2 separate regions of the Homo sapiens genome follow, and region 2 is linked to region 1. The links are chromatin contacts, found by Hi-C in ENCODE. All regions are on one chromosome and are shown on one strand. Each heading gives the region's core, a stretch centred on a gene start or an enhancer-like site at or near the end of the contact. The rest is flanking DNA. Distances are from core to core; before and after follow the strand shown.

Region 1 (2,542 bases), core at 18-2,517:
AGAGACTGCCATTTAATCAAACTAAAGATATAAAGGTACTTTCAGTAAAAATCTGTTCCTGTGACTGGGCTCATCTCCAACTACTTATTTATAAAATATTAGAGTACTGGAATAAAAACACTAAATAAAACCTTGATCTGACCCTTCCAGAAGTACATGTAGAAAAATAAGTTTTAATATATTGTGTATTCTGCAATCAGATACTTTTCTTTCTTTAGGAACGAAATTAAATTACATCCTTTGCTCCTAAAGAGATTTTATGGGTTTTCCTTGATCCCCACACACTAACACAACAATGCAGCCAACATTTTTATACCCAGAATGGGGAGAGGGGCATTACACCCAGCGATACGAATTAAATCGCAGTAGCTAATGCCTCCCTTAAATAATTTATTCTCTCTTGGCAGCAAAAAACGTTACAGCCTCTTCAATTACCCCTCACCGCAAACCATCGCCTGGGTTGCGATCAATGTGACCCAGTTCCTATCGCCACAGCCACCTCCGTCTGCCTCCTCCCGCCGGGTCCGCCAGTGTCATGGGAGGGGGCGGCAGCCGCAAGGGCGTCCTCTGGTCGCCACCCCGCCGGCCGGCGGCGCGAGGGGCAGGCCCGGGACTCACCGGGTGGAGGTGCCCTTCCGCACATCGCACATCATGCACTTGAAGGCCTCGGCGCTGTTCCGGAAGGTGCAGACGCTACAGTCCCAGTAACCCTCATCCGAGGACGGCTTCGGCTGCCGCTTCGGCCTGCAGGACACAACCCGGACACGACGCGGCGCGGGGTCACCAGCAGGCCGCGCCCGGTGCCCGGGCCCCGCGGCCGCCCCCGCCCCGCCCCCCGCCCCAATTCTGCGACCCCCGCCCCGCGGGCCCTCGGCGCGCCGCGCTCCGGCTGAGGGGGAAGGGAGTCAGGAAGAGGCAGGGCGCGAGCGCGGCCGCAGTCGCCGCCGCCACAGCCGCTCTGACACCCGGGCGGCCGCTCCGGTCGCCGCCGCCATCGCGGCTCCATTGTGGGGCGGCCGGCGCCGGCCCCCTCAAGCGGCAGCACTCGCACACCAGCGGCGCTGCCCCCGTGCTCGCCCCGGTGCCCGGGCGGCTAGCGAGGCGGCCACCCGAAGCCCTGCACGAGGGCCCTGCCGCCCGCACAGTCCGGGCCCCGGGGCCCGGGCGCTGTTACCTGGTGGGGCTCTTCTTGTCTCCCATGGCTTGGCTATCACCGCACGCCGAGAGTCGCCGCCGCGACCGCTCTGTTTGTCAATAAGGAGGATAATAAGCCGGGCGGAAGCGGGCGGGGGAGGAGGGAGGGAGGGGGCGGGGAAGGCCGCACCGCCGCGCTCGGGAGCCGCCGCCGGATCCCACGCAGCCTCCAGCTGTCGGGGAAACTCCTGCCTGGGCGCACGTGACCCTCGCCGGCCAACCAGCAGCCGCGCCGGAGACTTCAAACGCGGCCAGCGCGGCCCAGCACCCGCGGCGAGTTAGCCGGCGGGCGGTGCGGGGGTGGCCGCGGTGGCCGCGGCTGCCTCGGGCGCCGGCGCCGCCTCTCCGCGCTGTTCCCCCGTTGCCCCCTTGGTACCCCCGGCTGCCGGGGACTGCCTCGCGCTCCAGAGCCCCTCTGAGGAGGAAAACGTCTGTCCCACCGACTGGCAGGGGATGCTCCGTCATCCCGTGCGAAGCCTGGTCCAAGGTAGGGCCGGCCGGCGTTCGGAGGCCTGTCCAGGTCTGGACAGAAGTGCCAGCCCGGGATCTCCAGGTAGAACGACTTTCCTGGCCTCCGCTGTCCTTAGCTACCCAGCCCCCGCCTGCAGTATACCGGGGGGAAGGCGGGAACCAACACGCAGCGCCATTGCTACATGCCTTAAAGCACTGTCTGGTTTATGCACACAGATGCTCTAACAAGTAGGGATTGTCAACCCTAACTTAGAGGAATTGAAATCAAGACTCAAGAGAGATTAGGTGACTTCCTCTAGGCTATATAATTAGAAAATGACAAAGCCAAGAGTCTAACTCTGTTTTAATTCCAAACGCGCCCTTTTGGCCTCTCAGGCCTCTGCAGTAGCTGCTTTTGAAAGAAACCCCTATATACTCATAAGTCCTTTTTAAATATAAGGAGTTTGCATGTCCCCTCAACGCTGTCTGCTAACAAAAGAACACCTTCCCAGGTCTCTACGTCAACATACTAAAGGTCCTCATACTCCAGACTCCAGCAACAGCCATCTAACTGGTCTCCGAAGCTCCACTTCTACCTCCCCAATGTATTCAGTAATCCACAACCAGATTAATAATAAAATGCTGTTAATACTATGCCACCACTCTGATAAAGAACCACTAACGACTTGCCCACACTCCTTAGCCTGGCATTCAAAGGCTTCACACATTTTCCCTACCTCTGCCTCCCTCTCCCATAAGGAAAGCTGCCTCCTGACAAAGAGTGCAGATGAAATTCATTCCCTTACCAGAACCCTTCCTTCATGCACATGGGTTACTTCTGCATAAAGTATATCCCTCTTTAACTGTGCTGTTTCTGTCCATCTTTCTAGGTTTACAT
Region 2 (2,542 bases), core at 16-2,515, 3.8 Mb after region 1:
AGAAAAAAATTTAACATCAGCATCTACTACACAAAGCATTAAAAACATTTTTCAGCAGTTTTGCTTAAGTATCTTAGGTCAGTGGTAGCATGTTAGCCAAAATGTAATCCAAAATGAATGAACAACAGTCAGCTGGTAGACACTGTATGTAATACAATACGGAAATATATTGGAAGTATTTCAAAATTCAACATTTGAATCCGTGAATGTCTAAATCAAGTACTCTAAATCAGGCGTCTACTTTTGAAACAATACTTCAAAATACGTGTTGGTGGCAAGACCGCCAGCCATCTGTAGGAAATCTTTTTAATGGTTCAAAATTCCTAGGTCTCAGAAGGGGCGACTGATTAGGCTAAATTTATATCTCCCGGCCCCGTAGTTGTCAGCCCAGGTAGCGAATTTAAAACACTGGGGGTGGATGAGTAGTTTGAAGTTCAGATCAAGGAGTGAAAAAGGCTGATGCTTAGAAGCGCCGGCTCTTCCCCATTCGCGCACTCGAGAGGTCACGGCGTAGTAAAGTTTGGTTTCACTAGCGGGCTTGGACGCTCGCGACCAAAGTCTCCCAAGAAAAGCCGACACCGCGGTCGGGAGCGCCCGGAAGCTCAGCAGGACACGTTTCCACTGCAGGGAGGAGGGTGTCTGTGGCGGTTCTGGCGTGGAGCCCCTTCCCCCCCCCCCGTAGGACCCTGCACCCGGACGGGGACAGGCTTCGCCAGCTAAGGCGGCGGGAGACGCGTAGGCCACAAGGAGGAAATGGGACAGAGTGCGACAGAGAGGCGGCGGCGGCCCAGGGCCGGGCCGAGCCTCCCTCGCGGGGCAGCGAGAGGGAAAGGGGCCCTCCCGGCCGCAGCCTCCCCCACTTCGAGAGGTAGCTCCAACTTTCCTCCCAGCGCACGACGTCGCACGGGCCGCGCGAGATTCCGAAACTTTGTCAGCCCTCGCGTCGCCCTAGGCCCGCTCCAGCGCTCTGCGCCGGCCGCTAACCCTCGTCTCTCCCAGACAGCTGCCCAAGCCCATCCACCCCGCGGGTCGACCAGTGTTTACCTCAGACCGAGGTCGAGGCGCTCGGTCCGGCCGCGGCCCCACAGTAGGTTCCCAGGTCCCAGTCACTCCGCTGCCAAGTTCCCCAACATGGACTCCTTCGTCCGCTTTGTGGTGTTACAGGGTCTCTAGGACACTGACTCCGCTGGCTCGGTCCGGAGGCGGCGGCGAAGCAGGGAGCGACCCAGGTTGCGCTGCTCCGCGCGGCTTAAGCCACCGCTACTCCCCCTTCCCCCGCCTTGTCTAGCCTCCTCCCTCCCCTCCCCTCCCTGCGCGTCTCCCTCCTCCTCCCTTCCCTCGCTGTCGGCGCGCTAAGGTGACGACGGCGGCAGCCGGACTCGCCACATTCTGCTTACTCGCTCGCTCTGGCCCTGAGTGCATGTTCGTAGTACCCAGTTGGGCCGCAGGGGGGCGCTGGCAAACTGCTGTTTGAGACCGAGAAGCGTGGTGGGTGGAGTCACGTCACGCGGCCTGTGAGCGGGAGGAAGGGCAGCTGCGCTGGAGGGGCCTTCTGGGAAACGTCCTTCCAGCACCGCCCTTCGCCCACACTGCGGATGGTGCGCATGCGCAGCGCGTGGACTTTGGCCTCTGCCCTCCTTTGGCAGTTTTACAGGCTGCGTCGCGGAGGACAATGAAAGAGGCTTTAAGGGAACTGGACAGGAAGGATTTTGCGCAGGGTGTGCTCCTTATCTTTATGGTAATCTGATATTGAAAAGAGTGTCCGCATGTTTGCGGTGGATTGAGTGTTCACCTGGCTGCGCTGCCCACCTGAAATGCAGCCTGTGGAGTGAAGAGTCGGCAATTTGGAAGCCCACCTTTCCTCCTTTCTGGTGGGCATTTTTTTAGATGCCAGGGGGAGAGCTTTCCCGCCTGACTCCCCGAGCCTAGGGGCTTTCCCATGTCTTAACCCCACATCACAAAATTAAATTTGGGCCAGGTGCGCGGTGGCTCACGCCGGTAATCCCAGCGCTTTGGGAGGCCGAGGCTGGCGGATCGCTTGAGCTCAGCAGTTCGAGACCAGCTTGAGCGACGTATTAAGATCTCGTTTCTACAAAAAATAAAATTAACCGGCCGTGGTGGCGCGCACCTGCGGTCCCAGCTCCTCGGGAAGATGAGGTGGGAGAATCGCTTGAACCCGGGAGGCGGAGGTTGCAGTGAGCCGAGATCGTTCCACTGCACTCCAGCCTGGGCGACAGAGCGAGACCCTGTCTCAAACAACAACAAAAACTTTATCATTATTTACTTAAAAGGCCTCCGCGTTGTGGTTAGATAGTGACGTGTGTGCCATCCTCCACTTTTTCCCCCGGCGGGTTGTTAAATGTTTTGTTTTACCTCGGAGGTATTTTGACTTTTTCAAAGTCACTGATTATTTAACCTCCTAGTTTCTCTTCTCGTCGACTGCAGCAAGCTTCCGGTTGCTCTGCCTGCCCTCAGTGTCCCCCATCTACCAGCTGACCTTCCAGTCCTCCCACCCACGCCCTTGTCCTGCTTGCGGCTCCCG

Evidence for each region. Hi-C counts contacts between places; a loop is a spot of excess contacts on that map. Pooled maps may share reads with other maps.
Region 2: a loop to region 1 is called in a map of naive thymus-derived CD4-positive, alpha-beta T cell, with 8 times the contacts of the local background. The contact joins the promoter of SCAF11 here to the promoter of YAF2 in region 1. A Hi-C loop is called at or near these places in 1 of 168 maps with a recorded cell type or tissue (naive thymus-derived CD4-positive, alpha-beta T cell), 1 of 37 single-sample maps with no recorded cell type and 6 of 50 pooled maps.

The regions. Positions count from the first base shown.
Region 1 is chr12:42,236,981-42,239,522 of GRCh38, forward strand. YAF2 (YY1 associated factor 2) reads right to left here and starts at 1,268. Exons shown (of 4, transcript NM_005748.6): 1 at 1,175-1,268; 2 at 619-744. The coding sequence starts at 1,200. LOC124902920 (a long non-coding RNA gene) reads left to right here and starts at 1,465. Exons shown (of 2, transcript XR_007063279.1): 1 at 1,465-1,747; 2 at 2,157-2,298. RefSeq lists silencers at 394-723, 844-913, 1,014-1,393, 1,444-1,683, 1,874-2,013 and an enhancer at 559-1,060.
Region 2 is chr12:45,989,309-45,991,850 of GRCh38, forward strand. It overlaps SCAF11 (SR-related CTD associated factor 11), which reads right to left and starts at 1,266. Exons shown (of 15, transcript NM_004719.3): 1 at 1,045-1,266. RefSeq lists silencers at 340-409, 810-909, 1,250-1,299 and enhancers at 560-609, 970-1,179, 988-1,701, 1,420-1,619, 1,630-1,699 and 1 more.